Linked DNA regions of Homo sapiens: region 2 is linked to region 1. A link is a loop called in an ENCODE intact Hi-C map of the cell type or tissue named here. Cell type or tissue: GM12878. All regions are shown on one strand. Each heading gives the region's core, and the rest is flanking DNA. Links, peaks and the distances in the headings are about the cores only.

Region 1 (16,141 bases), core at 1,829-9,828:
AAAAGAACGTGGTGCGGGTGTGGTTTTGCAACCAGAGACAGAAGCAGAAGCGGATGAAATTCTCTGCCACTTACTGAGGGGGCTGGGAGGTGTCGGGCGGGACAGAATGGGGAGCTGAGGAGGCATTTTTGGGGGGCTTTCCTCTGCTTGCCTCCCCTCGGATTTGGAGTGTCCGTTATCCTGCCTGCATTTGGGGAGTCCCTTCTCGCTCTCTTTCCTCCACCCATTCTCTGATTTTCCTGCCTTTGCTGTCCCCTAGCCTTGAGGACTGGGGTGCTGGGTGTGGGGATTGGAGTATAGGGTAGGGGAGAAGGGGGGGAGCATTCGGGGGAGTGGGGAGTGGGGGGAAGGAAAGCGGAGACCCGAGCAGGGGTTTTAAGGAGCAGGATGGTTCTGGGGTTTGGGTGGGGGGAGACGCGGGAAGGGTAGGAAAATGGACTGTTTCTGACCAGAGACACTTACCTAAATATCCTGGGGACCAAGGAACTATGTACAAAAACAAACCTACCAACCACCAAAAACTAGACAAATAAAGACAAACTAAAACAAAACAGAACAAAAGCAAAGGAAAATGCTTTAGAAATTTTAACTCCGGGGAGCCATAATCTGCAACTTCATTTTCCCCCATAGAAGAGAAAAAAGAGCACCACCATTATTACCACCTCCCCAACCCTACACGCACGAACTGAGTCGAAAAACGAAAACCAAACGAGCGAGAAGTTGAAGTTCTGGGTATCAAAGCTAGTTGTTCTGTCTGCGTGTTTAATTTTTCCCTCTCTCACCTCCACCCCATCCATATCCTCTTTATTTCCTCCGTTCCAATGAGAGGCCTATGGCTGCTCTCCAATCCCGGGAAGTGAGTGGGAGCACAGCTGAAAAGAGAGGGTCAGGGGGAGGCTGGCTGCTTGCTTAGGTGGAATCCAAGTTTTCCCGTGGCCCTGCCTATACTCTGGTGGCCTGGTCCTGTTGGGGTGGGGGTCTTTGGAGAGAAGGGCATAGTCTTTGAGCTACTAAAAAGCAGAATTCCGGAGCTTCGAGATATCTTATTCTAGGAAAATGAAACAATTTTAACAACAGTTTTTTTTCCTCTTATGTCGAAGATCTAGTTTTAGACAATTTCAAAATAAGCTTTTCCCACTCATAGAACTTTAACTTGCCCTTTCAGTTTTATCTTTTTTTTAGAGAGAGGTTTAAACTACTGATTTTTCCTGTTGATTCAAATAGACTAATGGGGTGAAAGTTATTAGGAGAGATACTCTCTCCTGTTTTCTCCACTGAACGAGACTCATCTTGCTCTTCTAGGTCCCGTTTCTTCCTCTCTTGGAGGACATGAAATTATAGAAATGTTGAGAAGTTCCTGCTTTCTTTTGCGGTAGGACTTGGCTGTGAGAAAATCACCTAAATCCCAGAAAAGAGGAAGACAGATTTAAAGTGCCCCCACCCCCATTTGTTTCAAAGAGGTCTGCATGTTGGGCGAAAACAGAACAACTGTGTTTCCTTTTACTTGTTCTTATTATTCAAGAGTCATTTATTACAGGGGATAAATGTTGGGTAGCAAGAACTTTAATTTGCACTACCAGTCTCCCAAATAGAAAATCATGTATAGTATTTCATAGTAATAATCAGGTACCTTACAAGCTGCTGGTGGATTTTAAAAAATTAAGATAGTTGAAGGTGGTTAGGTAAAATGCCTGCTTTGTGTACAAGATACTCTTTGGATCTCTCGTAGAGATGGTTTGTTACCATCCTTTAATCATAACTAAAACATTGAAAACAGAACAAATGAGAAAAGAAAAAAAACCTGCCGATTAACAAGACTGAAATCATGCATGATCTGAAAGGTGTGGAAAGAAACACAATTAGGTCTCACTCTGGTTAGGCATTATTTATTTAATTATGTTGTATATCATTGTTTGCAGGGCAAACATTCTATGCATTTGAAACTGAGCACTAAACTGGGCTAGCTTTCTGGTAGACCGTTTTGTGGCTAGTGCGATTTCACAGTCTACTGCCTGTTTCCACTGAAAACATTTTTGTCATATTCTTGTATTCAAAGAAAAAGGAAAAAAGATTATTGTAAATATTTTATTTAATGCACACATTCACACAGTGGTAACAGACTGCCAGTGTTCATCCTGAAATGTCTCACGGATTGATCTACCTGTCCATGTATGTCTGCTGAGCTTTCTCCTTGGTTATGTTTTTTCTCTTTTACCTTTCTCCTCCCTTACTTCTATCAGAACCAATTCTATGCGCCAAAATACAACAGGGGGATGTGTCCCAGTACACTTACAAATAAAACATAACTGAAAGAAGAGCAGTTTTATGATTTGGGTGCGTTTTTGTGTTTATACTGGGCCAGGTCCTGGTAGAACCTTTCAACAAACAACCAAACAAAAAGAAAACACAAAGAAATGGGGGGAGGGTAGGGTGTTGAAGGGGGACAAAAAGGGGAGAGATTGAGAATGATGTATTTTTTTGCTGAATCAGAATTCACTTTCAGATAACTCATGAAAAGTGGTGCTCTAAATAAAATGAATTCTATATTAGTTGCCTGTGTTTATAAAAGTTATTATTTTTTAACTGCAGAAACTCTTAAACCACAGCACTTGATCCAGAGTGGTGAAAACCAATAAATAACCAGGCACCCAAAAAACATTTAAATTTAGGGTCAGGGACAGAGGAATTTGGAGGTTTAGATGTGATATTCTACCCTAAAAACACCTAGTAACTGAATGGCTTTTCTTTGGAGGGTAATACATTTTAAAACATTTAGTGTGCCACCTACTGCTCCACAGTGACTAGAGAGCCTCTATTTCTTGGTGACTTGGGACTAGATCAGATGCCAAATGTACAAAGTTTCTTAAGAGTTGAGATTATATCATCTGAAGTCATCTTATTTTAGCCAAATCTTTTTAATTTCACCGGCAAATCTGTGAAGGAAAACACTTGATGTTCAAAAAGAATAGTACATTTTAAAAGCTGCGATTTTAAACAGTTGTTAATGTTAAAAAAAAAAAGCACTAGAGGTATTTTTAAACATAGAACTCTTCCATAAAAAGTTGATTTGTTTTTGCTGTTATTGACTTGAAACATCATCAGTTTTAAATAAAATGCATTTGTAAAAAAACCGTTATTTTATAGAAAAGTATGACTGGATTTCATTGTTGGAAAAACAGGACAGAACAAATGAAAAGATTTACAAAGGGTTTTTTTTAAAGTCTGCCTCAAGCAGAAATGTTGCAGGCAAACACATGTGTATTATATAATAATGATCAATGTAGGTATTAAGAATTTAAGAATTTGCTTTAAATAAAACCTTTACCACATAAAAATAAGAGTATTATGTTAATAAAACATCATGAAAATGAATTTCCTATTTTATGTAGTAGGAAACTGTGCAAAACAAAAAAAAATGCTTTGCTTTCTGGTAAGCGAATCTATATATGGCTTGAAGGAGTAGTAAGACTATTCTAAGACGCCTTTAACTGTCAATCCATGAAAAAAAAACAAAAAGGGACCTCCTGAAGAGGCCAAACTATCATTGAAGTGGGTGTCAATGAGTGATAGTTTGGCCTTTCAAAGTTTTCTAGTTCTGAAGAGAAGTTCACTCTAAGCGGATTCCTCCACCAGTTTTGGGGTGAATATGATAAAATGTGTGTCTCGGATTCTTTTAAAGAATAATCTCAAAATAAGTTTGAGAGAGTGGGAAAATTGGGCTCCGTTTGCATTTCAGCTTCTCAGGAAATCCAGGCGGCGGCGGGGGTGGAATAGGAAAAGCAAAAGACAAATAAGCATTAAAGCATCTGCCACATTTATGCCATCCATTTGTCTTAAATTTCCTCTTTTCCCCAGTTCTAGCTCCAGGTCGTGTTCCTTCTGTAGGTCTAAAAAAATTATGTCCTCAAGACCCATCAACTAACTTCTGAATAATTTTTGTTTAATGCGTGTTCTGAAATTGCTCTCAACTTCGATTACAGTTTCATAAATAAACTGTAGGCACCCACTGCCGTGATTGTATCGATTTTTGTTTTCTTGTGATACTGAGACTACTTCGGTCCAGTTCCTCCTACACGTGGCAGCGCACGTGAGAGAACAGGGCGCCCCAAGCCCGCAGGACTCACTCAGCGATCCCTGCCCTCTGCCTCTGCCCCGCCGCCCCGGCCTCTCCTGATAGCACCTGGCACCTGCGTGAAGTATCCCTACTCATCTTTCAAGTTGATAGGCTTTCGCAGTTTTTCGTCCGTGAAGTTGGAACTGGGGCTTCTGATCCTGGCTAAAACTAGCCTTTCCCACCCCATTCGAACGGCCTTGGTGGCCAGCGGGATGATAAAGGTGATGACAATTAATACTGGTACAGTTCTGCCATCGGTGTTATTGCCATCTCAGTCTTAGCGCCACGATGATAGCCACGCAGTCCTTTCGAGCTGTTTCAAAAAAGACCGCAAGCTTAATTGATTTTTTAAAATAGCAGCCGAATTCTAATTCTCGCGAGGTCCTCTTTTCCACTTGTGAGATAAGCCTTGTCGCAAACATTACGTTATTTAATGTTTGATCAAACCTTCCTGCCACCGCGGCTTCTGGCGCGGGGCTGGCTCACGGGGCATCGGGTGAGCTGAGCGGCCAGAGCCAGCCCGGCGCGCGTGGGGAAGGCGCGCGGCCGCCCCGCTCGGGTTGGCTTACTCTTTGAATAATTTATGGTCGGAGAGTTCTGGAAATAAAATGAATTATAACAAGGAGCTAATTAAAAACTTTCGTAATTGTTGTCAAGTCAGCTTTACGGGAGGACGGGCAGCCCCCCGATTCCCTCCCCGAAATCCGGTGGATCTGCAGGGCGGGGCGCGGATCCGGAGGCTGCAAACTTCAGCAGCCCAGCGCTGTTCCGACTCCGGGAGTTATTCTGGAGGCCTCCTCGTGGGGCAGCTCCCTCTCCAGCTGCACTCCGCAGCTCGCAGGTCTCCAGGGCATAACTTTCAGACTTCGGGGCGGGTGGGTCGGCGTGTGCAGTTTCAAACCATCGGCAGAGCTGATTGGGTTGAATTTGAAGCCAGGAGGGGACCCGCCCTCCCCTCACTCACTCAGGGTTCTCGTTCACTCACCCACCCAACCCAGGCATCCCAGGGCCTTCAAGGGCACCAGCCGCGGTTCTCCGGGTGGCGGCGAAGGGACCGCCGCTCATCCTGCCTGCATCCCTCCGCCGCCTGCCTGGAGAAGCAGCAGCCCACAGGCTTCCAGCTGCCCGAGGTCGCAGCTCCGCTCGGACTGCAGGACAGCTACCGGCCTGAGGGCCCTGGCGTGGATTCGACTGTGCCGGGGAGAACCCGAGGTCAACGGCCTTAGGCCGGGGCACCCGGCGCGCGTGCGCAGAGTGGCCAGCGGGTGCGCACCGCGGGGAGCCGGGAAGGAAGAGGCGCGCTCTGAGCGCTCAGAGCCCGCACATGCGTATTGGCGCGCGCCTGGTCCCCTCGGAGAAGTGGGCCGAAGTTCCGCGGCTCAAAATTAGGCGCTCCCGGAGGTCACCTCCAACTCTTACGTGCCCTTGAGGACGTTCTGAGAGAAAAGGGATGGACCAATATCTCAAAGCGGTTAAAAAAACCCTCTCCCCAGTTGCATAAGTCAACAGTCTCAAGCACCACAAAACTTTCACAACTGCCGTACACGTTTTAAAAAGAACTGGAAGGCATACGAGGTTGGTTTTTGTTTTGTTGCTAAGATGCATATTACCAAAACCCTGCTACAGATTTGAATTTATCCGGCAGGGATTTATACCCGGGGCGAAATGCAGCCTGGCCGCTAGGCTTTCGTCCTGGGGAATTCAAGTGGAATCCTGAATCGCAAAGCTGAAATTGAAAATCTCGGTTCGGTGAGAAGCCGACATAGCCCTAGTGTTGAGACCAGCATCCTGCTCCGGCGAACCAAGGGCTGGAGAGAAGAAGCGCCCGTGTCCCAGTCCCCTCCCCATTGGCGAAAGACAGCTGCTTTCCGATTGAGGAAAAAAAAAAGCGTGGAAGGAAAGTTGTCAAAAGGAGTGGTGGAGGAAGAGACTCCTCGCATTGATCAGGTAAAAGGAATTACAAACAAAAGTTTGTTTGATAACTCTTACGCCTGGCCTCAGTGCAGTATAATATATACAAACTTTTGTAGACATAGATTAGAATAAAACAAAGTGTTGTCAATTTCCAGCCGTGGAAATTCACTTAAACCAGTTTCTCCTTCTCCCCGCCCCCACCAAATGTTGACAATAAACATTTTAATGAAGGCAGAGACCTGGTTGTCTCCAGACAGTGTCAGAATACTTTAAGCAGGCCATTAGCACGGCCTCTTCCACTTCAAACATCGCGGTACACTCTAAATATATATATATAACTACGTGTGAGACAAATAATACAATCGTACGGATATCTTAAGTGGTCTGCAGTAGTTCTGATACCCCCTGTCCTTACTAACAGAAAACTAACTCATTGCAGATTACTCGCGCTTAAAAAATGTTAAATACAGTTAATGCAATATTAATCGCCCTTTGGTGATATAAAATGCAATATTTTCAGGCAGCTATTGAGCTTTTCTAGAAGAAGAGCTGATGAAAAGAGTCACAGCTGAATAGTGGAGAGAAAAAGCCCGGTATTTATTGCTTTTGTTTGGCTTTTGGCTACAGAGACAGGAACCTTCTAATGGGGTAAGGACATTTATTTTATCTGCAATCTATTGCTGCGAGAGCAGGGGCGGCAGATGGGGCTGGTACGATATTCACAGTGTAATTTAGAGCAAATCCTAATAACTAATAGTGATTTATGTTAATTTTGATCACTTATGTGACTTCACCATAGCGTTGTGTTGAAAGAAAGAGAGAGAAAAAGAAGCTGAATGTGACAAGGAGCTCTGAGGCTGACATTGGGGCTCAACTGTCCTGCACTTTGCACAATCGTAAAATGTGTTGTATGAGTTAGCAATGGAAATGCAGGCATTTAAAAAAGCAGGTAGGATCCATTTGACTCTGGGCAGAGGTATTTCCCGAGGGCTTGCGTTTCTTCTGAAAATTTATCTTAATGTGACGGACTGTGACGCCTTTGAGCGACAGACGCTTTCATCCCAGTTTTAAATAAAACAGATTTGTTTCAATTGTTTCATTTGCTTATATTAAACTAAGGGATTGTGTGTGTGTGTGTGTGTGTGTGTTGACTGTGGGGAGAGGGAGTCCATTGTATTCGACGCGGGAGTGCGCGCCGGGGTCTTCTTTCCAAAGTGTAATCTGAACCGGAGGCTTGAAATCAGCCTTAGAGCCAAGAAGCGGGCTCTCTCGCGCACCACTGCCACGCCTTATGCAAAAGTTTTAATACTGGCTGCTTAAGCAAGTTGCCGGTTCCTAATCTTCACCTGATATTTGTTTGCCCAGAATCAACTTTGGAAAGCTTTCCGGTCCCTACCTCCATCTTTCCCTTCTCCCAAGGGATTCCAGGGCTTTTAAACTTAAAAGTGCCTCCTTTCTCCTCACTCCCCTGGTATTGTGGCACCGGTTCAGAACCCCAGGGGCTGCCAACGGGACGTGGTTCTGCACAGGAACAGGGAGATTTTCGGCTTCCACGCAGTGCACTCAGAGGGTTGGAACGGTTTTGAAAGGGAGGGTGCGCCTTGCTCGTGGCAATTTGCTTTTCCAGTTACCTTTTGCACGTTTTAACGCCTTGGGGCTATAGTTTGAAAGTAAAACAGCATCAAAGCACCTCCTTATTAGTCCTGTATTTGAGAAATCCGAAGATGAAACTACCTAAAAGGTTTAATAGGGCGGAACAGCATTTATTTGCCAAGCAAACAGCTAGAGTACAGTTCAAAAGGGGTACAGTGGTTTATCAGCAGGAGGCTGGAAGGAGAAGAACATGGGCAAAGCGAATTTCAAGCTTCAGTTACGAGGTTAAAGTGAATTAAATAACCTTAAAGTGTGATATATGCTTTGATTTTGAATATCATTTCCCTCGTCCCAAATTTATATACGTATATATACAAATAATACATATACAAATACACACGTGAGCGAGCGCGCGCACACACACACACACAAACACACACCCCTACCCCATCCTAGAGTTTTTTTTCCCACCTTTCAGAGTTGTCAAGACTTTTTGTTTGTAAACTTTCAGATTTTGCGGAATAAGATTGATTACCTCTCGATGGATTTGACCTGTAAATGCATTTAAAGCACGATCACATTCTTTAACGTTAAATTTTCATTACTTTCTTCCTGTTTTTCTTGTTTTGAGGCTACGACAGATGTAAAAATGCACCTAATTTCTTCTACTAGAGAAAAAATCAAACTACATGATTCAGAGCAGTGTCTTTCTAAATATGATGCTGCGTTTTGTTTTTGCTTTTTAAATCTCCTCTATCAGTAACTGAACTGTTACTGCAATGCTAGTATTCTGGGTATAAAGAAGACTTTAAGCAAAATAAATCTTTAAACAAAATAAATCCAGGCAGCTGACATTGCCTGTTTACTGATAATACTCAGGAGCTGGTGTATGTTTGTGAGCTTGAAGCTGTGCCTCCACGTGCATATCCATATACAAACAGATGTAAGCGCATTTTTTACTGTTGCTGTTGAATGTAACTGAGTCTTATTGCTAAACTTTATTCTGGTTCTGTCCCAGTGTTTCAGCACCAGAAGCAACTCCCTTAAAATTGAAGAGTGGTGCATTATTGAAACTCTCTATCAAACAGCTCTGGGGTTCAGCCTTTCTGAAAATGCTGGCTCTCGATGAGGTCTGACTGTCTGACTGCACATAAGCCCCTAATATGTTAATGGCCGTAGGGGATGCCTAAGGTACTATCTCAAGCTGCTTCGCACACCATATGTCAGGCCGTTAGCCACATGGATCTATTAATCAAAAAGAGCTGGAGAGGAAAGAGAGGGTCTTCAGAAGGGGGGAGAATGAGAGAGATGGGGGAGGAGGAGGGGAAAAGAAAAAGCATTTAAAACTCACATGTCTTCATTTTTTAAATAAAAAATGAATAAAAATATCTAAAGAAGGCTCCATCAATAAAATTTCTTTGCTGTCGAGTTAAAGACTGTTCATAAATGTCTACTAAGTAATTAGCATAGCATTTGGTTCTACTGAAATAGATGGATATTTTACCTGAAAGGTCTTATTTGGGTTTGCTTTATTGCAAAACTTCTATAGGCAAGACTCTGATGGCACAAAAGTTATTTTTGTTATGTACATTGTTTGGTAAATGTGCTTTATTAAAAGTAGTGGGAGGAGAATACGGAAATTGTATGTTTAGGGGATGTAAGAAGGTCATGGAGGGAGGTGCCTGGGGGATTTGTAATGAATATATAATTATTAATATATATTTGCATGGACAGTAGAGTTTTCACTTTTTTTAGTTCTTCTGAGAGTAAATGTAATGTGTTAAGATTTTTGTTTCTTCCTTTAGGCTGGCTTTTTGATAAATGAAACTGCAAAATATACAGGATAGAAAATAGTACTTAATTTTTTTAGAAGGAGAAGAAATGAGAAAACATTAAAAGTTCCATCTTTTTCATTTCTTTGTTGTTTAGTAATATCTCTTGCCTTTGAGTGTTTAAAATTGTTTTCAGTTAAATAACTAGTTTAGAAAGTTTGCACAATATTAGATGTAATTATATACTCAGCATGGAGAGGGCATGAATGAGTAAGTATACTAAGTGTGTAAGAAAAATATTTGAATTCTTTCTTGAAATAATGACCATATTTGTCATGTGTCTTAAACTAATTCTTTTTAGAGAAATCAAGTGGAAGTACAGATTTTAAAATATCAGACCTATATCAGAAACAGAGCAATGAAAGGAAAACATATAGGTTCTTGGATTTAAAAGTTACATTCTTTTCATGTGCAATGCTACCTGAGGATAGAGAAAATATAAAATAAAAAGTCAATTCAAGCATATTTACTTATTGTTATAATTGGCAGTAAGTGATGATGGGCCACAAGAATACTTTTTAAGTTTAAAAATCTATAATTATTGATAGCATTTAAGAAAGAATACCCTTGAAAATGACTTTTTAATATTGTCATAATTAGTAGGCTTACACTGCAGTAGTTAATTTGTAAGATAATAGAATTATTGAAAAGTTTATTGACCTTAGATTTAAAAAATACATATGTAAATGTTGACTACTTATATATATTGAGAACACAGATTATTCACTCACCCCATACGCCCTGTGTCATTAACAAAGACTGATAGTGCTCTATTGTATTGGATATGTAAAAGAGACAGGCAGCAGAATGTTTTTATGATTCAAAAATACATTAAAGAAGATAATTGTGTTAGAAAGTGCAAGATTACTTGAAAAAAGATAACTGTGAAATTGTACTCAATAAGAAACAAAAATTATATAGTGCGATCTATTACAATATTTACAGTATAAAAGTGGAGTACTTTGTACTATGTATTAGATGGGAGGTATTAAATATTCTTTATTTTCACAAGGGAACCTGTCTGTCTTTATATAGAAGTAAGTGCTCAGTTACAGGGACAGGTTAATATTGAGAGGTGTTTTTAATTAAAAACACCACTGCTTTTGGCTAGTAAATTATCTGTGACTCTTTTAGTAAAAAAAAAAAAAAAAAAAAAAGATTTTAAAAATAGAAAATTGTGTTGTAGAGAACTGTAGTCAATCTGTAAATATGACAGATTCTAAAAGTCAATCTGTAAATATGACAGATTCTAAAGCACTATATTTCATCCAGGAGATGATGAATACATGAAGAAAGAATCATCCTGAATTTCAACAGTAGCAGGTAGGGAGAAACACTTATTATCTTTAAATTTTGGTGCATGCCATTAGCCTTCATTTCTTTCCCTGTAGTTAAAAGGTAGCCCATATATCTGTCGCTTTGGGTTTCCAAAGACTCATAACTTAATTCCTTCAGGCTATTCATCAGCACAGTAATTAAACTAGCAAATGGATGTAAATAAAGTGAAATTGGTTTCATGACAGATGAGGCGAAGAGGCCTCTGACATGAAACAAGGCAGGACAATAATGATTTCAGCAGCATCAGGCCATGGAAGGAACCCCAGCTGGATTTATTAGGTGCTGCAAGTGATTTGCTAGAAGCGGGCAAGACATGAGCACTCTTTAATTTGACAGGAATTTTGCATCCTAAAGAGCATATTGAAATATAAATTCAGAAACAAGTTCAGGCAAACTGTAAACAGATGTATTGTTAGACTGAAGATACTACTCAGTATTTTAAAAGGAAGAAGAAAAGAGAACGACATCCCCCTCCCTAATAGAAGAGCTTCATTTTCACAATTTATTATTTAATTGTGGGTAGTGGCAAAATAATTATGAAACATTTCGTTCTACTTAGTGAATTCTGTTACTATTAGATGGTTAGTAATTTTGGATGTCCAGGTTTATTTATCAGGAGAGCAACCAAAGCAATAGATGATTTAGAACCCAGCACAAGTAAAACATTTGTACAAATTAGCAGTACATGCATACATGGGAGAGATATATGGCAAACTGGGAGAGAAGCTTGGATGGACAACTTATTTTACAGAGTGGGATTATTATTGTATTTAAATAAAATCTAGGATAAAAATCTGGCACCACTTTATTGCCTCTAGCGGTTTGTGCCTGGATACCCAAAGAACAAATTTCTATCTGCAAAGAGAAATTGTTTCAAGCCCTTGATCAGATGAATTCTTAAAATGAAATATAGATTTGTCCCTGCAAAATAAGCAGTTCCATGAACTAGAGGGAACCAAACTATAACTGAAAAATCACAGAATAAGAGAAGAAGGTGTAAGGAATGGATTCTTGGCTGGCTCCACAAGAGTCAAATGAAAATTGAGTCACTATTCCACTACAATAAGGAAGTTACACATAGAATAAATAAAAGGCAGATTTTCACACTAGGAGCAGATCAGTCCCTTTCTCCATGAAAAGATGAGAAATGAACTGCTTTATGTTTAAATGTAGTCTCAATTATTTAAGCTTCCTTTCATGAAGAGCAAAGATAAGTAACTCCTCCAAATCCTCCATTAGTGGTGCCCTCCCTTTTCACAAGAGTCACGCAAGGTTTTCAGCACCGCGGCCAGCTCCAGGGAGGGTCAAGGGGAGAGCGGGCGGGAGAGCAGCTATTGACCCAGGAGAGGTGAAACCTAAATACTCCTAAAAATCTACCGGCGATTTAATTATTTAGCAGTGGATTCTGATCTTCTGTGGGATACTAAATAAAGCCTAAGTCCTCAAATATTTTAGAAAGTGATGTTTCATAGGAAAGTGAGGAAGAGGCATGGGGGCATGGTGGGGGCTGGGGTAGAGAAAGAGCAGGTTATCAAAATTCTTAATGAAAATAAAACCTGAAAAAGGGAGAGAGAAAGAAAAACACCCACTGAATGCTACCTCCCTTCTAATGGTGGGTGACTTTCAGGCCAAGAAGGAATTTATTATGAAACTCAACTGGTTTTCTCCTTGAGCCTGCTCTTTAAAAAAAAAAAAAAAAAAAAAAAAAAACAGGAAAATATGCCTAATTATTTTAAAGTTCCTTTCCAATCGCAAGGCATAGCTAAGTCCTTTAATTATAATACAGTATGAATAGGGGGAGCATATGGAGGAGAATGTCAAGAAGAGGGTGCCAGGGGCAGATCCTCAGAAATCTGTATTCATTTCTGGCTCTTATTTGTTCAGTAATCTCTACCATCATAACTAAATCTTGAACCACTGATGTAGTTCGAGTTGTTGTTGACTTAACGTCAAAATTCAATCACTGGGGGTTTTGCATCAGCCGGGCTACTTATTTGTCTAATAAATCCGTCATTTTGTAAGAAAAATATTTGAGCAGCCGTACTTGACCTCTTGGTATCCACAAGTCACATTTATTTCTCCCAGTTTACAAATGCAAAATCGAGATGAACGTCTAATGCCTGGAGGAACTGTGTTGATTTCAGATTGGATTTTAGATGGAAATGTCTATTTTAAATACCTTGTGATTAAATTGTACATATAATAGGATCCATGCATTTTTAACTGGTTCCTGCTTGGAAACTTAACAACCTGGACTGCAAATCACACATACCAATGCCAAAAGGAAAACACACACACACACACACACACACACACACACACAACCGAACCCACCCACTTTTCTCAGACAAATACTAAAATTTAGCCTCAAATGCAAGACTTTATTAAAACAAGAGTTTTTTTTAAAAAAAATAATTCTTCTATTAATGGATTCTCCAACCTTGCCCCGAAAATATTCTAATTCCTGGAGGGTAAGGCTTCAGCCCAATCCCAGGAACAGCACACACAGAATTCATGCAGTCTTGAGTCTACAACCAAACTGTAACTCAAGTCTAATGAAATCCATATCACCATCTCTGAGTATTATTAGTTAAGGAAAAAAATGTGTTATATTTTATTGAATTAATTTTATTCTCCAGTCTAGAAGCCTGTTTGGATATTGCTTGAAAATATTCTATTGCTTCTCTCCTACTCCTTCTCCTTCAAGAATCTTTTTAGTGCAAAAATCTCTCCACAGCTCAAGAATCTTTCTCAAATCTTTGGCGAAAGACAAAACAGTCTATTCGAGTCCATTGTAGAGTTGGGGAAAGTGAGACACTACCCATATATTATGGCAAAAGTACTTGGATAAAAAGAGACGTCTTCAGAAGGCAGACTAGAAAACTGCTTTTGCCAGTTGGCGATGGGACTGAAACAACTGGGGCCTCGGGAAGCTGGAACAACTGGAGGGAGGCTGCAGTATCTGCGAGGTGCGTCCTATGGACGCAGTCCCGCCCGCGTGGCTGGGGTGGTGGGGCGGGGATGTAGACTGGGCATACTTTGGCTGAGAGAGGAAAAGGGCCTGGCGACCTGCTCAAGTTTTGGATTCTTTTTTGCCTTCTTGCTCAGGGATGCGCGTTTGTGTGTGTGTGTGTGCGTGTGTGTGTGTGCTATTCAATAACTAGGGGATGCGTAGAGAAAGTGTTGCTGTAGCTTGTTTGTGTCTGAAACCTTCGCGATGGTCCGAACCCATATACAAGATATTTCATGCCAAAGGTGATCAATAAACAGGGAGGGTCTCTGACCCCCCGCTGCCTCCGCCCTAGCTCTGCGCTGGATTTTCTGCTCCTTGAAGTCCCGCGCAGGTTCCAGTTGAGTTTCGGTGTTCGCATGTTTTTCCTCAGACCTTTCTCTCCCATTCATTTCACGCTTGGGATCCCCGAGACCTCGAGTTTCTTTCTTTTCTTTCTTTCTTTCTTTCTTTCCTTCCTTCCTTCCTTCCTTCCTTCCTTCCTTCCTTCCTTCCTTCCTTCTTTCCTTTCTTTCTTTCTTTCTTTCTTTCTTTCTTTCTTTCTTTCTTTCTTTCTTTCTTTTTCTTTTCTTTCTTTCTTTTCTTTCTTTCTTTTTTTTTCCTGTCTTATGATTAGGGGAGTGCTCTCCCCGTGCATTTCTGAGCCTCCCCGTTTGGGCTACTCGGAGCTCGATCCCTGCGCCGCGCTCTGGCGACCCGTCTACACAGGGCAGGGCTGGCTGGTTGGCGGCGGGGAAGCTTTCGCACCCCGAGCTTGCGATGCTCCCTAATGGAGCAGTCAGCCTGATGGGCTTCTCGTCCCGGCAATGGTCCCGAGTACTCTTCTGCATGAGCTCTCTTCTCTCTAAGACCTAGAGGGGTCGCTAGTGAGCAGCACACTTGGCACTGCAGTGGCTGTCTGGGGCTTTTCGCAGACTTCCTGCCTCTACTTGCTTAGAGCGTGCACGCCCATAGTGTTAGTGACCAGTCCTTACAGGGAGGATGCTGGGTTCCGGGAAACTATACCTTATAATAACCATTCCTGTACCTTTCTCATAAACATGTCACTTCCATTTCCAAGCCTGCCCTCCTAAATTTAATTACTTCAAATTTTCATTTTCCCTTCGTAGGACCTTAAGGCATTTAACACATTCAGAGAAAGGCACCGTGGCCGGGCGGGAAGAATCCTCAATTCTAGGCTCAGCCGCCTGAGAGCAACAATCCACATAACCCTAACCCCAGTTCCAAGGCTTGTGGAGAGTGGAAGGACCAGGTTATGTTTCTGTGGGTCATGCCACAAATCTGACTGGATGTATAGTTCAGGTATGAGAAGGTGAAGGAATAATTCTTTAGTATGTGAAAAAAACCGGTCAGAGTGAATTGACACATTTGTCTAATATTTGTTTCTGTCGCAAAAACAGTGATGGGGCTTTCAGAGTCAATCCATCCTGCTCCCTTTCTCACACCCCTCCTTTCTTCCACCTCTCCTTTAGTTCTAGAGAGAAACAAGAGAAAGGAAATGTTCTTGGATTGTGTGGATTATCCACTCGTTGATTGTCCACTTTGCCTTCTGATGTAGAGATTTCTGAAGGAATTTTATTTCTCGAATGTGATTGGGTGAGAAGAGAAGGGAAGTATGTGGACAAGTCCAACTCCCCAGGCTTTCTTGCCAGGACAACGTTCGCTTGGGCTTCCCCTTGGCTTCCAGATTCTTCTGCAACCATCAGTTGCAGGAAAGGACTTTTGCATTTACATTGGTTTCCTTTGGTTTTCCCGAGTCAGTCACTCAATCAGAACACGTATTGAGAAACTAGTACTATGTGCATGGACAATACTAGCAAGCTGTGAAGGCAGGTATGGCAAACAGAGTGGTTAGCAGATGGAGCAGGTCAAAGTGTTTCTGAGATAGATGTATTTTTAAATTCAGATGATCCTAAATGTACAAATGTATACGACATCATTTCTTGGAGAAAACTTCTATAAATACTCAACATTGCCTTTACAGTTTTGAAGTTAGCCCTTACCCACATAAAGTAGGTATAAATTTGTGAACTTTTTAATTGAGAATGAAATTGGAAAAGAAGGAAATGCTTTGGCAGTTTGAAAATATTGTTAGCTTGTGGAAATAGATATACTGTACTGTAATTAACAACTTATAAAATCTTAAATCAATATAAATTAATTTAATTATGATTTGTAATTGCATTATGCATGATCAATTTGAAACACTATGTTAAAGATAATTAGAGCTGGGCACCGTCACTCATCACTCCTCCAATAGCTTAATGAAAAGGAATGTCATGTACCACCTTTGGGTTAAACCTGTAAATTAGGATAAATGTTATTTTCCAATAAAAATGT
Region 2 (16,141 bases), core at 4,477-12,476, 390 kb before region 1:
AATGAATTTGTTTTCAGAATCTGTAATAGGGACCCTAAGAGCAGGGTGCTATCATTACAAACTCTTCCCTTTTTATTACTAATTAGACTTCTAAATGTGAGTGTAAATGTACCTCAGAGAGTATGTATTAAAAAGTTGCATATGCATAAGAGATCATTTCAAATTCATTTTCCAACAAAAACTTCAACTTTGATATTTTCTCATGTTCCCATTTATATCACATTAACGTAATCTTTTGTATTTAATTTATAAATTCCGTTGTGATCATTCAATCAAGGTATTTACTTTGGGGAACTATCTGATATCTTAATCCCCAGTTCAACAACCAACAGTCAAGTATTATCTATTTAATGTATCCAATTATTTATCAGTGATTCTTTTTCAAGTTATACGTGTATTTTCTCAAAAGTGTATAATAAAATATATCTGGTTTAGTGGCATACCCAAATCAAAAATATATATGGTACCTTTTATGCAGAGCTGGGGAGATATAAGTGAGGGTTTAGAGTATTAGAAGATCAAAAATTTTAATATGCTGTGTAACATTAAGATACTAGAATTCTTTGTATCTTGAGAATAATAAAACAGAGCACAATAATATTTTTGTATTGGTCAGTGAGATTAAGAAAAAAAGACAAAGTTTCACTTCACATAAGCTCAGAGTGTTACTGTAAACAAAACCTTTATTTTTATTATGATATAGATCTCAAATATCTTAATTATAGCTTATAGCAACCTGTCATTTGTTTTGTAGACTATCAAATTGTCTGTAGTCTATTGAAGTTATGTTTGATATTGCTCAATGAAGGCTGCATCTATAGTAGGACTGTTAATTTATGCATGTCTATCTTTTTAATAGATGATATGATGAGAAGAACCCCTTATTATATAATCGACAGTATGTCAGGCACTGTTCTAGGCACTTTACACGTATTAATTCATGCATTCCTCATTGAAACCCTATTGAGGGTATGTGATACGGTTTAGCTGTGTCTCCATCCACATCTCATCTTGAATTCCCATGTGTTGTGGGAGGGACCAGTGGGAAGTAATTGAATCATGGGGCAAGTCTTTCTCATGCTGTTCTTGTGATAGTGAATAAGTCTCACAAGATCTGATGGTTTTAAAAGGAGGAGTTCTCCTGTGCAAGCTCTCTCTCTTTGCCTGCTGCCATCTATGTAAGACACGACTGGCTCTTCCTTGCCTTCCAGAATGATTGTGAGGCTTCCCCAGCCACGTGGAACTTTAAGTCCAATTAAACCTCTTCCTCTTGTAGATTGCCCAGTATGTCTTCATCAGCAGCGTGAAAACAGACTAATACAGTGAATTGGTACTGAGAGTGGGGCATTGCTGAAAAGATACCCGAGAACGTGGAAGCAACTTTGGAACTGGATAATAGGCAGAGGTTGGAACAGTTTGGAGGGCTCAGAAGAAGACAGAAAAATGTTGGAAAGTTTGGAACTTACTAGAGACTTGTTGAATGGCTTTGACAAAAATGCTGATAGTGATATGAACAGTAAGGTCCCAGCTGAGGTCGTCCCAGATGGAGATGAGGAACTTGTTGGGAACTGGAGCAAAGGTGACTCTTGTTACATTTTAGCAAAGAGACTGGTGGCATTTTGCCCCTGCCCTAGAGATTTGTGGAACTTTGAACTTGGGAGAGATGATTTAGGGTGTCTGGTGACAGAAATTTCTAAGTAGCAAAGTATTCAAGAGGTGACTTGGATGCTGTTAAAAGTATTCAGTTTTATAAGGGAAACAGAGCATAAAAGTTTGGAAAATTTGAAGCCTGAAAATGCGATAGAAAAGAAAATCCCTTTTTCTGAGAAGCAATTCAAACTGGCAGCAGATATTTACTTAAGTAACGAGGAGTCAAATGTTGATCCCCAAGACAACAGGGAAAATGTCTCTAGGGCATGTCAGAGGTCTTCATGTTAGCCCCTCCCTTCACAGGCCCAAGGCCTAGGAGGAAAAAGTGGTTTCATCGGCTGCATCCAGGTTCCCCATGCTGTGTGCAGCCTAGGGACTTGGTGCCCTGCGTCCCAGCTGCTCCAACTGTGGCTGAAAGGGGCCACTTCAAGTCCAATTAAACCTCTTCTTTTGTAAGTTGCTCAGTCTTGGGTATGTCTTTATTAGCAATGTGAAAATGGACTGATACAGTATGAGATAGGTACTCTTATCATTCCCACTTTACAGATGAGGAAACTGAGACTAGGGAGGACAAGGTCACATGAGCAGAAAGTGGCAGCACTGGAATGTGAACCTGAGAGCCTGGCCCCAGAGTCTGTGCTCTCGACCACTGGGCTATGGTAATTCATTTCCCTGATGTATTAATAGCTCTGCTGATCAAACTGTGTTTAGTATCACATAATTAGCTCCAGAAACCCCTATAGCAGTTCTCCTTGGTTAGAAACATTTTAACCTATCAGAAGCCTTCCTTCCCAAATAGTTGATAAGAATAGATAGCTATTATCCAAGGGTGAAGTCAGCTAGTAGTAATGTGACCATATAATTTATTGTGTCAGCGGGGCACTTTTAAGAAGAAAGTAAGGTGCTGTTAATAATTACACACCTGGGCAACTGACAAAAACTGGGACTGTCCTGATCAAATCTGGGCATATAATCAGCCTAGTAGCATACCTCAAAGTCAGAAGCTCAGCTTTCTTATAATGCAGACAGAAGGACAGGTGGCAATCCTGCCAATTCTCCTGATGGCCTTACAAAATAAGTGCAAATACTATATGAAGATAGAGTCACCTCACTGACCTTCTACTTTGTACATCACAATTCTATTTTAAATTTAGCTTGAGAGTCCTAGGTAGGCCTACCTCTTAGAAATTGTCAAAATGAGCCAGCACTCTGGCCACCCTTAAAAGAAGTCTTAGTCTCTCAGTTTACCAGTGGGAAAACATTTAACAATCTTTGCAGGGTGAGGGGCTCAGGAGGGGGTAGTTATTTGGTCAGTGAATGTCCCCTGCTATCTCCTTGTTAGTATCATCTACCACTCACTGGTCATAGCCTTGGATGATTATCTTAGTCCATTAACTATCATCATAGTCACTAGGTGATAAGGGATACTAAGTACCATTCCCCTCAACTCACTGGAGCTGCTGATGGCTTCGCAGAAAGCAGGATACCTAGTACTTGTTTAACCCTGATTGCTGATTATGCATGCATAAATGAATGAATAAACATGGGGAAAAGACTATTGCCTCCTTGACATTATTAGTAGCAGTAACACACTGAGCTGCTAACAGGATTATAGGTGGTGCTTTCATAGCCTTTCATGTTTAAGGAAATAGGTTATAAAATATTTGAACTGAAAGTCAAGTTGCCCATATAAAATAGAAAATCTACAATATTTATGCCTATGTGGCCTATGTGGCCTATTAGAATAAATTAATTTTGGTGGTAAGGCTGCTAAGACACCTATAATTTGATGATAATATTCCTTATGTTCAAAATGTTGTTCCAACTTTGATGGCTTGAAGAAGGAAAAGTCCAATTCCACAAACAGTGAGCGTGCCTAAAATGTTTCCACCTCTGGACTTTTGTTGGTTCCTCCCTGCTTAGAATGTCTTTGCTGACTTTCCTTGGGACTCAGGTTCAAGTTTAACTTCTTTTGTGGTTGTTTCCTCCATTACCACAATCCATGATAAATTCTCATCCACTGGAATCCTGTAACATATTTTGTCTGTTCCACAGTAAAAGACACAATATGTGCTGCTTGAATTGGTAGGCACATATTTATTTGTATAATAAGTTCTATAATGAGGTTTTCACAGAACAGGTTATGTGTGTGTGTGTGTTCCTGCTTACTGATAGATATTGAGAAGTGTTGCAGGATTAATTATTGCTTTCATTGTAACAAATCATCAGATAGCAATGGTGAGGGAGAAAAATTTTAGCTTACACCTACCTCTAACTATTAGAAGCTTTGTGTATCTACCTAGAAGAACTTAGTAATTGCAAATGCCTAAATGGGCTCAGATAAGTAACAAGACTATTACTAAAAGACACAGGGACTTAGTGTTATAATTTTTATTAATAATGCTATGTGATTGCTCGGTTTATATGTGAGTGCTAGATTTATATAGTTTATTTCTATTAATGGCTGACAGAACATATGCATAAATTATATATATTTACAGCATTTATTATATAAATAAATGCAATCTTTTATAGTAATTCAAGGCAGCATATGTGTTGTTAATCAGAACGACGTGGATAATAGGAAATATAGGAGTGCAGATAAGTGATAGATTACTATGAAGTTTAAAGTTCTTTTCTGCTACTAAAGCAACCTCTAAGGATATAAGAATACCCACTTAATATGAGGGTGAATAATTAATATGAGCTAATAATTTTATACTAATTATAGTGCTAAATATAGCCCTCGGGCTCTAAAAGGATTAAAGGATCTCTATGTGAGTCCAATATACACCAGTACTCAAGTGAAATAATCTGTTTGTTTGTTTGGTTTTTTTTCCCCTTGGCTCTCCAGTTATGCTAGGTAAGAAAGAATAAAAGGATAAACTGAGGCACAAGGATGTGTGTTACTTTCAAAAGGGAAACAGAGAGAGGGTTCCTGATTCCCAGGGCAGTGGTGTTTTTTTTTTTTTTTTTTTTTTTGAGGATGTTGCATAATGCATTTAAATATTTTAATGGGCAAAGTTCACAGAGGACATTGGCAGGAGGATGTACCCCCATGTTTCCCCCTTGGGCCCCTCGATGCTAACTGTCCCTAAGGGGTGATAGTTGAATTTAAAATAGTATAATGATATTGTGTGTTATTAGTTTTTCTTGTAACAACTCCACAATACTTTTCACATACAGATACTCAATAAATATTTTCTGGTGCTGCTTATGAAGAATTAATATTCAAAAGAAAAGTGATTTGGTGAGGCATGAATGAAAACCATGCTCTTCTTCTCTAATAACTTCTTTTCTGAATGGTGCTGCAGGGGACAGTGAGAAATTTTTCAGCCTAGGCACAGAGACAGTCTCTTTTGTGTTGGTAAATACACAATATAGTGTACAGGTGTGCTGTTCCAACAAATTAATACAAATGAATAATACATCCAAGGTATTACATTGTCCATGGTAAACCAGGAGGCAAGAACATGTATCTTTTACAAATATTATGCCCATATAGAAATTCTAGAAATTCTTTCGCTAATTTTACATATCATTCTTCACAGTGACAAGTTGAGATTTTAAGCATATTGTTCTTAACTATGTGATCATGATGAATAGAAACAAATTACACATATTACTCTATGTAGCAGGCAGTATTGACCTATTCTAAAATGCATTATTGGACCAATTTTAAAACAGAAGAATCAAAGTAATTGGTGGTGGTGGGATTGTTCTCCCATCAATATTTACGTGTATTTTGAATTCTCTATATGCAGTTAAGCAAACCTAACTGAAGTCACATACACATGATTGTTGATGCAACAAAAATAGAAAAAATATTCTGAAGGAAAAATTTTAAAGCTACATCTCTTTACTATTTTATTCAAATAAAAATTAAAAGTCCTTGCTGACATTAGTATAAAATAATTTTTTATCTTTGAAAATAATTTGTAAAGTAGGCTATTTCTCACCTTGAGAAAATTTTAGAAAAATTTCCAAAGTGAGTTTTGAATAAGAATAACAAATATGTAAGACCAATTTTAGACAGCCAGAACTTTAAGAATGTAAAAGAAGAATGTAAGAATGCAAAATTTAAGGATGTAGAATTTTGAATGATAATTTTGTTAATCTCTACAAGAATCACTACTTTAATTCCAGCTTTTATATAAAATATGCTAAATAAATACATATTTATTGTTTCTACTGCTTTTTCATTTAGCATATCCTGACATATTATGGTATCTATACCTTAATTTCCTTATAATGTTCAAGTTACTTTTGCTAAAAGTGTCACAAAGAGCAAGCAAATGATTTCTTTTCATTCAGCTGAAACCAACCAAAGGGAAAGTCAAGACACATCTACTTGCATATGTCCAGTCCTTAATGCCCTTGCATACAAAACAGCCATGAGGCAGATTGAGAAATGAAATCAAGCTTCACATGAATTGCAGAGAAAATTCTCCTTTAATGAAAATTCACTGATTACTGTCATGGATGCCTTGCTTTTCAATTGCCCCTTGTATTGCTTTCATGGTTGAGAGATACTCATTTTTCTTAAGCAAATTTGGGGGTCTACTAAGCACATAGCAACATAATTGACTAATATAAGTCTATTTGTTGATCTCTTAAAGCTCAGTGCACACTGATGGAAGTAATCCAAACTATTTTTCTCCACCCTTCACTTAACAAGCATAATAATAAATGAATATTTAAAGTAGCAGCAAATATATTAACGGGAAACAAATAGCTTTTATTTGTAACAAGTGCACACAGGTTAATTAACAAGAAGGAGGTTTTGTGTTGAAACAAGGCTCCCGGATGCTGTTCGGGCAGGTGCCGTTAAGGGCCAATTGAGCTCTATAGGATAATTATGAAGTACCAGTGTGTTCTTCCGTTTGTTAACAAAGTGCTGCCCACAATTTGCCTAAACCTATAAACCATCATCTGTGATCCTTGGTAGCAATTAAATGACAAACATCTCCTCATCAGAGACTTGGGGAAACAAAAAGAGACATGATTGCATTTAAGTAGCCAGATGGATTTTTTTGAACACTAATTTTGAAGACCTCTTTTCAATAACAGAATATTAGATGAAAACATATTTAGTACTATGTGAAAGAGGAAACTCCATGGTATTCTTTATGGGAAATTAAAGTGGGCATATTGAATAATTGAAGCAGTGCATATTTGAATAGCTTTGGTTTTAAAATCCTGGAGTGTTCAGCAAACTTAATAGAAGATGGAAACCTAACTCATCTCCTCAAAGCACCATTGAAACACTTTGCTCTTACTATTCTAGCTGCTCACTTACATTTGAGGAGGGGCTATGAAGAACATAGTAAAACTTCTCAGGCAGCATGATGGTGAAAGTCTAACCAATCTCATGCACTTTCTCTAGGATATGAGTTACTAATTAGTTCTTTTTTATAAAAAAAATAGCTTATTACTGAAATCCTCTATCAGCACAAAAAAAGTAATTTTAGACCTAAAGATCGCCTTCTATCACAAACTAACTGATCTAGAAGTTTTAAGGATGTAACATTTAAAATGCTTCTGGAAGCGTAGCAATAGTTCCAGGAGCTATAAACCTTATAAAGGCTCTGCTGAGTTAGTTAAATTAATTGTCTGATTGGAAGAATCTCCAAAACTTGCAGTAGCTCTTGTTTTTATAGTTAAGGATCTTCCAGGCATTTAGTTGCTTACATTAAACAATGTTGTCTAACTGGTTTGCATAATTGATAGAGCTAAATGGCTATTCTATAACATTAAAAAATACAATTATAAATGTATGAGTTTCCCTCAGTCAGAAGGTGATGATTTTTTTTCCAATGCCAAAATAACAGTATTTACAAATGTTTTCATGAACCATGAGAAGCTACTGCTCAGTGTGTTTTAATGTAGTAGTAGGTCAACAGCTCTCTTGAAAGAACAAAACCAACCTAGGGCCAAACAGGCAGACAGGCCTAATTAAGCACTCCAGAGTAAGAAAACCTCTCAGAGAACTACAACTAACTCGACCCCTGCTTTGTACTTCACCAGGTTTCTCTATACCTTTGCCACTTTCCTCTGGATTTATTTTTTATGAATTATTTAAACATGGCCATTTCACATCCACAATTAATTTTCAAAGAAAAGGCAACAAGAGAAAATAATCACAAGTTAAAACAGTTTGAGAACGACTCTAGTTTTGGCAGAACGTAAAAGGCCTGAGTCTCTGTTTCAGAGCCTGCCTTTGGAGGTGGCCTCCCAAATCCTCGTTTGTTTAAGTCCCTAAGATTCAGTCTACCTGACAGCCCAAACCCCTATTTCCACCAGGGAGGAAAAGCAAATTCAAGAGAGTCTCTTTTCTAGGTTACGTGCCTGTGTTTCTTTTATTTAAATGAATGGGAATTAATGATTATAATTTGAATAGTGGAAAAAAATAGCCTACAAAGAATGATAAATTTTTCATTATCATTAAGGAGTAACAATCCATTGAAAAATGGAAGTATTTGCGCAGCTAACCAATTGCAAAAATGAAAGTGCTTGACAATTGTTTTATTCTAGTTATCCTTTCCCATCAGCACATGATACTCTGTCCTGTTATAGCAGGGAATGGCCTCCAAAAATGATGGTATCTTGATACCTTATTCTCCATTACAGAACCATTCAATTGGAATAGAAATCAAGGGATCATTAAATTCATCCTTCTGCATTCAGGTATGGCTACACTCTGCTGGAACTCATCATATTAAAATATAATATAAATATGACATGATATGATATAATATGAAATAATTTCATCTAAAAACTTGTCCAGTGTAGGAGCTGAGGCTCAGTCATTTGCTATTACCAGAATACCCCTAACATGGTATATCCCTAAAATGTCTGTACAGAAAGAAATTAAATCTCTAAACATGCAAAATATATATTTCTTTTGGAGAAAAGAAAAACCTTTGAGAAAAAAACAGACTTTAAAATTCACTTGCCCATTTTTTTCTGGCCATTTTGATGTTTCATAATACCCGCTCTGGCGGTGTTCTTTACAGCTAAAAAAAAAGCATCAGTTTCCATTTTATTGTTATAGGCCAGTGAAGAAATTATCTTGAAAATAAATTTTTCTAAAATGTTAATAGACTCAATAGTGCCGTTTGTATTTAAAATTGAAAAAAGTCATTAATTTATTATATGGCTTAAAACCAAATTGCTAAAATACATGACTAGAAATAGTTCTATTTGATATAACATTAAAACTATTTAAGATTATAAGTGGCATTTATTAAAGAGCCAACATTTGCCAGGTCCTCAATAAAAGATTATTACTAAAACTCAACACTATTACAAAGTAAGTTTTGTCATTCCCAACTGACAAGTGTGGAAGCTAAAGCTCAGGGAGGCTAGGTAACTGTCCCAAGGTCACGCAGCAAGGAAGGAGAGTAGAGGGGCCAGCGTCCTGAGGCTACACCACATGCTGGTTGTCTGACTCGAGGTTGGACCACTGAAACCAATTTCTTCTCTGTGACTAAGTAAGCCCTGAATTAGGGATTGGACTTTTCTTCTCTAATTTAGAGGCCCATATCCACAAGTAGTTAATGACCATGGCCAAGTTAACTGGAATGGGAAGGGTAGCACCAGTCCCAAAGTGGCTCACACCATTTCACCTATAATACAGTAGCATGCCATGCACACTATGTCAGGGTATCACAAACACCAACATGACATGCACAAGATCCCAGGATACATGTGTCTCCCATGAAGAGAGCTCAACAGGACCCTCTCTCTTCATTGCTTCGGGAATGACTTGCAACCACGGCAAGAAAGGTGATGTTCTGTTCCTACCATCTGCCAACATGGAGCCAGCACATGAGGCAGTGCGGTTCCTTCTCCAACTTTTTCCTCCTGGTGACAAATCTTTAGTCAATCCCCTGCTCAATAGTATTTACACGAGATGAGGTAACAGGAGAGGAGAAAAAAATCCAAATAGGCACAATTTAAAGTTTTTCTGTTTGCTAGTAAAGCATCTCTGATGAAAGTGATGTAGCCAAAACTTGGATTTTAAAACCAATTGCTTATTTAAAAATTTCATGGAATACTAGTCATAACATAAATGTCATTATTTTATGCACTGACAATTGGGGCAGAAATCTGATATGTTAGCAGAACCTATTTTAAAGTGATTGCTAGAATATCTACAATTCTAAATGACATTTCAAGAAGACCAGAGGCTTCTGGGTTTTGGATTAAAGGGGAAGGAAAATTCCATGGACTGCCACACTCACAAGAAGCCAGAGCTGCAGCAAGGACAGTGTATTCCCTTTTCTTCAACTTTTAAAATCTCTGTTGTTTTCTGAGCCTAGGGGTGAATAGAAGAAGATCAAGAGGCAGTGATGTGTCATTATGATCTCCATTTCATACACAAAGAACGGAGCTTCACAGTGGTTAAGTAACTTGGCTGAACTTACACCAGCATGAAGATTCAAATTCCAGTCCAAAACTTATGGAAATATCTATTAGAGAAGCCTGTATTAGTTCTCTACCAGATATATTTTCCTAGGTAAGCCACCTTTTTTCTTACCTCTCTCTCTCTTTCTTCAGTGTCCTCTGAGAGCTCCTAACTAAATGTTTTATACACAGTGCATGCTTTGGTTGAGTGAAATAATGTTTTTTTGAGAAAATCAAAACCATAGTTATGTGTCGCTTAATGACAGCGATATGTTATGGGAAATGCATTGTTAGGTGATTTCATTGTTCTCATATCATACAGTGGACTTAAACAAACCTAGATGTTATAGCCTACTACACCCCAAGCTATAGGGTATAGCCTATTGCTCCTGGGCTACAAACCTATACAGCATGTTACTATGCTCAATACCGTATGTGTGAATCTAAACATATCTAAACACAGAAAAGGTAATGCATTGCACTATAACATTATGACAACTCATATTCCTGTCACTAAGTGATAGGAATTTTCCTGCTCTATTGTAATCTTATGGTACCACTATCAGATAGGTAGTCCTTCATTGACCAAAACGTCATTATGTGGTCCATGACTGTACCTGATTATGAGTATTTCCTCCTTGCTGACCCTTATAATAAAAATATACCTTAAAAAATAATGCTAATATGTGAATTTATACTGTGAAAATTATATTCCATACAAGATAGCTGTCAAACATTATGAAATAAAATACTACAGAACTTAGAACCAGAGGCTACTAACCTAATTAGTATACTAAGCAGGAAATATAAATGCTTATGCTATATTGTGAAAAAATAATTGAAAATAATGGCTAGCCACATTTTAGAATTCTACAAATGATAAAATTATTTTATCTGATAAATGTTAAGGTGACAGGAATATTGTTAAGCAAATGAATTAAAAAGATGAATTTTAGGGAATTCTATAATTTCAATATTACCTGCTAGAATTGAGCATAAAGCTTTGAGTATAGTTTAAATTAGCTACTTTAGGGTTGACTAGGAAAGGCAAAGTTTGCCTTATACTGCACAGTAGTTTGTTCCAAGTATGTTCTTCTTGTAGCTTAATAAAGACAGCAAGTTTAGGAGTCCTAGGGAGAGGTTAAGAGGCGCAAATAAATAAAAGGGCAGACCAACTACAACTTGCAGTGGTCTTTAAATGTGGCCCAATTTTGAGTGTTAGAAACAATAGGAAACAAACAAAAAAGCCACAGAGACCCCAGAATGAGAATGTTGTATAAAGACAGAAACCACATCTTTTGGTCATATGTGCCTCAAACTTGTGCAGCATCTGACCTAAAGCAGTCATTTAGTGAGGAAACAGTCAATAAATCAAAGAACTAGACAGGGAGGCTGAGCAGCATAGAACCTTCTAATAAACCTAAGCACATCACAGTCTTGCTTAAAACCTTCACGGTTTCCCATCACCAAGTAACAGAATTCAAATTCTATAGTTGGGCAAACAGTTTCTGACATAGCGCCTACCTCCTCTGCCGTTGCATCCCTGACCACTGCCCCAGTGCTCCAGCAATAGTGGGTCACTGGGAGATCCCTCCATAAACTGCCCACCTGCTACCCCCCAGTGTTTTCAATCTCCCCACCAACTTCTGCCTGCATAATATACTTCTGTTCCTTTGCCAAGACTCCTCCTATTTTTCCCCCTCCGTTTTTCTACCTTTGTTACACTTATGAAACATACATACTCTCCTAGAATTAGCTATGTATGTTTTCGCCTGGGAGCTGAGTCTGACTTATCTTTGAATGCCCAGAAATTCACAGGGTCTGGTTGCAAATGGGGCACAATAAAAGATTTTTGAATAAAAGAATAAAGTGCTGGAAAGAAAAGAGAAAATGTGAGACTCAAACAGGAAAGGAACTGATGTACAGCTGGATATGCAAAGAGGGTACTCTGAAAAGACATGATTTCCCAATTCTGTCTTCAGTGTTTCAAGTTGAGTCTGCATAAGACTAAAACAACTTGCTTTTTAAATAAAAAATTAGTTACCTGTTATTTGGCAAAGGAACAGGTACTCATTATGAGCCAAAAGATGTGGCAGTGTCATCCTGTTTTTACTGATTATTTTCTTTTACTTTTTGAAAATGTTAGACTTGTAGAAAAGTTGCAAGAATAATACAAATAATTCTCATATCCTAATATTAACATTTATCATGTATTTTTATAAATAATGTAAGAATTGTAGGGATGAAAACTCCTTCCCTTTAAATACTTCAGTTTGCAATTCTTAAAAACAGAAAATGCTCTTATCTAACTACAATACAATTAATAAAGTCAGGAGACTAACACTGAGACAATACAATTACCTAAACAACCAACTTATATTCAGATTTTGCTAATTGACTTGATGTCTTTTATAAGAAAAAAAACACAAAGTCACACTTAACCATCGGGTCTCTTTAGTCTTTTAAAATCTAGAACAGTATTTACTATTTCTTTGTGGCTCATGACAGGGACATTTTATAAGCCAATTATAAGGTTGGTCTAATGTTTCTTCATGATGTTAGATTTAGGATTTGGGCTTTTGGTAGGAATAACACAAAAGCAATACTTAATTATCAGTGCTTTCTCTCAGGAAGCACAAACTAGATTTGTGCATTTGTTGGTGATGTTAACTTTGAGCACTTGGTTAAAGGGAGATTTACCACGATCCTCTACTTTCAAGTCTTTAAAAGTGGAGAGAAACTATGATATTATATCAATAATTCTTCTCAAAATTTATCCACTGGTTGTAGTCCATTAATGATACTTTCCTGAGTCAATTATTATTATTAGGGCTGCCAAATGGTGGTTTTTCTAATTTCATAATTTCTTTAACATTTATTACAAATGTTGCCTTCCTATTGTTAGAAAACTTCCTTCTCATTCATATGTTTGTTTATATGTTTATATTAACATGAACTCATGGAGTTTTACCCTATCCAGTGGGTACAAACTTTTACTGTCATTATTTATTTTGATTCTAAATGGTCCCAGACTTGTCTGGTGGGGGCCCCTCAAGCTGGCTCCTAAATTTCATTTATTTCATTTTATTTTGAGACAGAGTCTCACTGTGTCACCCAGGCTGGAGTGCAGTGGCAAGATCTCGGCTCACTGCAGTCTCTGCCTCCTGGGTTCAAGCAATTCTCCTGTCTCAGCCTCCCAAGTAGCTGGGATTACAGGCGCCTGCCACCATGCCCAGATAATTTTTGTATTTTTAGTAGAGACGGGGTTTCACTGCATTGGCCAGGCTGGTCTCAAACTCCTGTCTTCAGGTGATCCACCTGCCTTGGCCTCCCAAAGTGCTGGGATTCAGGTGTGAACCACCATGCCTGGACAAATTTCACTGATATTTAATCAATTTTCAAGTGGTTTTCTTTGCATCTTATATTCACATCCCTACCAACCTCACACTTTGATCTTGTTGTTCTTTTAGTTTTGTAAACACTGCAAAGCAGCCATGTATACCCTTCAATGAAGAAGGATAAGTAATCACAAATTAGGATACTCTTAAAAAACTTGTCTTTGAAGACTTTATTCTTCATAATCAAATTTTACATAAAGCCAATCCCAATATCAATTTAGGGTGATAATGTAGGACAGTAACAGCAGCTGAATTTTGTGTTTTAAAGCAAACCTGCATTTTGATTTTTTTCCGATTATTTCATTCTCGATCACTTTATTTGCAGATTCAGAAAAGCCTGAATTTGCAAAAAGTTTGTTTCGATCATCATAGGCAAGGTGAAATAGAAAGTCGAAGAAATCATCTCGGTCATTACGGTAAAGTACCACTTCTTTCTGTGGGTAAAAGTATTCTTGGTTTTCTGTTTGTTTTCAGGGCTGAGAGTGTATGTGTGGGTGCAGAGGGTGGGCAGTGTGGGCGTCAGATGGAATAGGGGAAGAGGGAGAAGGTAGTGTGGGAGAGGGCCACCTACCCTACCCAAGAAACTTAGCAGGCTACAATGATAAAGTGTAAAGAACAATTACTCAATTAAGATTACTCTGTCTCTGTAAATCTACTTGCCTCTTTAGACACATTTAAAATATTATAGGATTTTAAGGTTTCCAGGGCTAATTTTAAGACACAAACCCCTAAGCAATGCACATGAAAAAAACAATACCTTTCCTTTGGGACTACCTTTTCAAACTCCAGTGTTTCAAATACAAATTACAGCAGATACATTTATGAAATGAGTGGCCATGGATCCTCTAGAAGTCCTTCAGCTAGGATGCTCAGCTTGGTGGCAAAGGTATGTTAGCATCCAGCCAGGACTCCAAAAGCCGTGATCCCATAATTGATCCGACTGAGACTGTGGAGGAATTTAAGCATAACATAATCCCTCAAATCATCTTTTGGCCCCAATTGCATGTTAACAGTTGCACAGAAATTAGGCTACACGTGTATTTATTATTTTGCAGCTTTGCAGACACAACAGTATATTCCCCCATCTGATTTATTTGATTGACAGAGGCCTTGTTTCGGTTGCTGGAGCTCCATTTCTCTGGCTCTAAGAAATTCAGAAAGTGGCAACCAGGGAAAAGACAAGCAACCAAATCTCCTGCTTTCACAACTGCAGTGCTGTCTGAGCTTGTGTCTGGACTATCATATACCATTACAGTTGATCAAGCTTAAAAAGCAAACTCAGATTTTCAAGCAAAGCAGTCACTGGAGTACATTTATGGATCGTGTTCTCATTCCAATACAGTCCCCAGGGGAGAAAGTGAACAGCACCAGGAATGGATCTGCTGTTTCCCTTCAATATAAGTTTTGCATAATACAGAAATGCTAGTCTGTAAACAATATGAACACCTGTCATACACATGACAACCAGAAGGTGGCACAGTCTTAACATTGACCAAGTTCTGTCAGCTCTACTGTTGAATCCAAGCAGATTTGTGATAACTGCTGATTGCACTATATACATTCATTTATGCATTTGTGTCTGTCCTCAACTACATATAAACAAACCTCTTCCTATGCCTGAAAACTGAGAACTCTTTGCTTGTTTCCATTTTCTTTTTATCCCCTCTCCCCTCCCCACCTATACAATTAATATTGTTTTGGTTTAAGCTTCAGAGGACTTGAATATTGCTCTGTATTTATCTTCCTGTTAGAAGCACTTGGTTCATGAAACCTAAATGGAGCCTCATGATTTGCATCTTTCTTATGTCTTATTTGTAACCGATTGCCATCATGAGAAGATCTTAATTTTATATTCATTCATTAGTAGAGTTTCATTCAAATAGTAATTAACTCTTTGATCAAAACTAACAAAATGAATTACTAGTATTGAGTGGTGTGCATTCATATAATTCAAAAGGAAATTATAAATTTCTGATGCGTTAAACATTAGATTTATATTGCAGGTTCCATTATAAAGAAAAGGCCATGAATTCACTAGTATTTTTCTTTCTTTAAGAGAAAAGAGAGCATGCCTTTGTATTTTATGAAACTGGATTTATTAAGATTCATGAGAGGCCTTAATGGTAAAAATGAACAGTGTGTAAAAAAGTTGGCAACATTTCATCACAACCTGTGAGTGCTGGCAATTGGCATCATTTTTATACCCAAAACGTACACTTCTCATGGCCACCAAGTAAACTCTTTAAAATTAGTTACCCTTCAATTGTGAATAAAACCAATTTCCCTGATGTGAATTCTTGTATTTATTATTTCTTGTTCATTTAGGTGGAAGGTCTAGATTGAAAATGGACCTCCTGTTTTCCAATATTTGGGACAGCTCCCTTCCACATTATCCCTCCATGCTTCCATGCTCACACCTCTCCACAAATGGGGGAGTTCCCTGTAAATTGTTCCTTTCACTTGGCCTTCTATGCATTCTCTCCTTCTGCCTCTGCCATCTGGCAGCCTTCCTGCCCCCACATGATGTCCTCTGTCCTTAGTCCAATATGCCTGTCAGAATGCTTATTGGGAGGGCAACCCTCTCCAACTGGGAAGCATACTTAGCCCCTACGTATAGGCGGCATCTAACATTGGTTGAACTAAACCATCACTTAGTCATGGGGAGTTCAAATAGCAACACAGAG

What was found. A loop is a pair of places that touch in the nucleus more often than their neighbours do. Peaks named below come from ENCODE experiments on the same cell type or tissue, not always from the same donor. Only the 100,000 strongest peaks of a DNase experiment are listed, where the experiment ranks them.
Region 2: a loop joins it to region 1, with 2.2 times the contacts of the local background. A loop is called at or near these places in 2 of 110 quality-filtered maps.

The regions. Positions count from the first base shown.
Region 1 is chr13:78,585,351-78,601,491 of GRCh38, reverse strand. It overlaps POU4F1 (POU class 4 homeobox 1), which reads left to right. Exons shown (of 2, transcript NM_006237.4): 2 at 1-3,130. The coding sequence ends at 77. All of the region lies in intron 3 of OBI1-AS1 (OBI1 antisense RNA 1), which reads right to left. It overlaps LOC780529 (a long non-coding RNA gene), which reads right to left and starts at 5,370. Exons shown (of 1, transcript NR_158457.1): 1 at 1,873-5,370. RefSeq lists a silencer at 5,104-5,403 and an enhancer at 4,975-5,703. In GM12878, for the core only: no CTCF peak of the experiment used is centred there; no DNase peak of the experiment used is centred there; H3K4me3 peaks cover 530 bases; H3K27me3 peaks cover 876 bases.
Region 2 is chr13:78,977,377-78,993,517 of GRCh38, reverse strand. It overlaps LOC105370273 (a long non-coding RNA gene), which reads left to right and starts at 9,987. Exons shown (of 5, transcript XR_942108.4): 1 at 9,987-10,171; 2 at 13,783-13,873. In GM12878, for the core only: no CTCF peak of the experiment used is centred there; no DNase peak of the experiment used is centred there.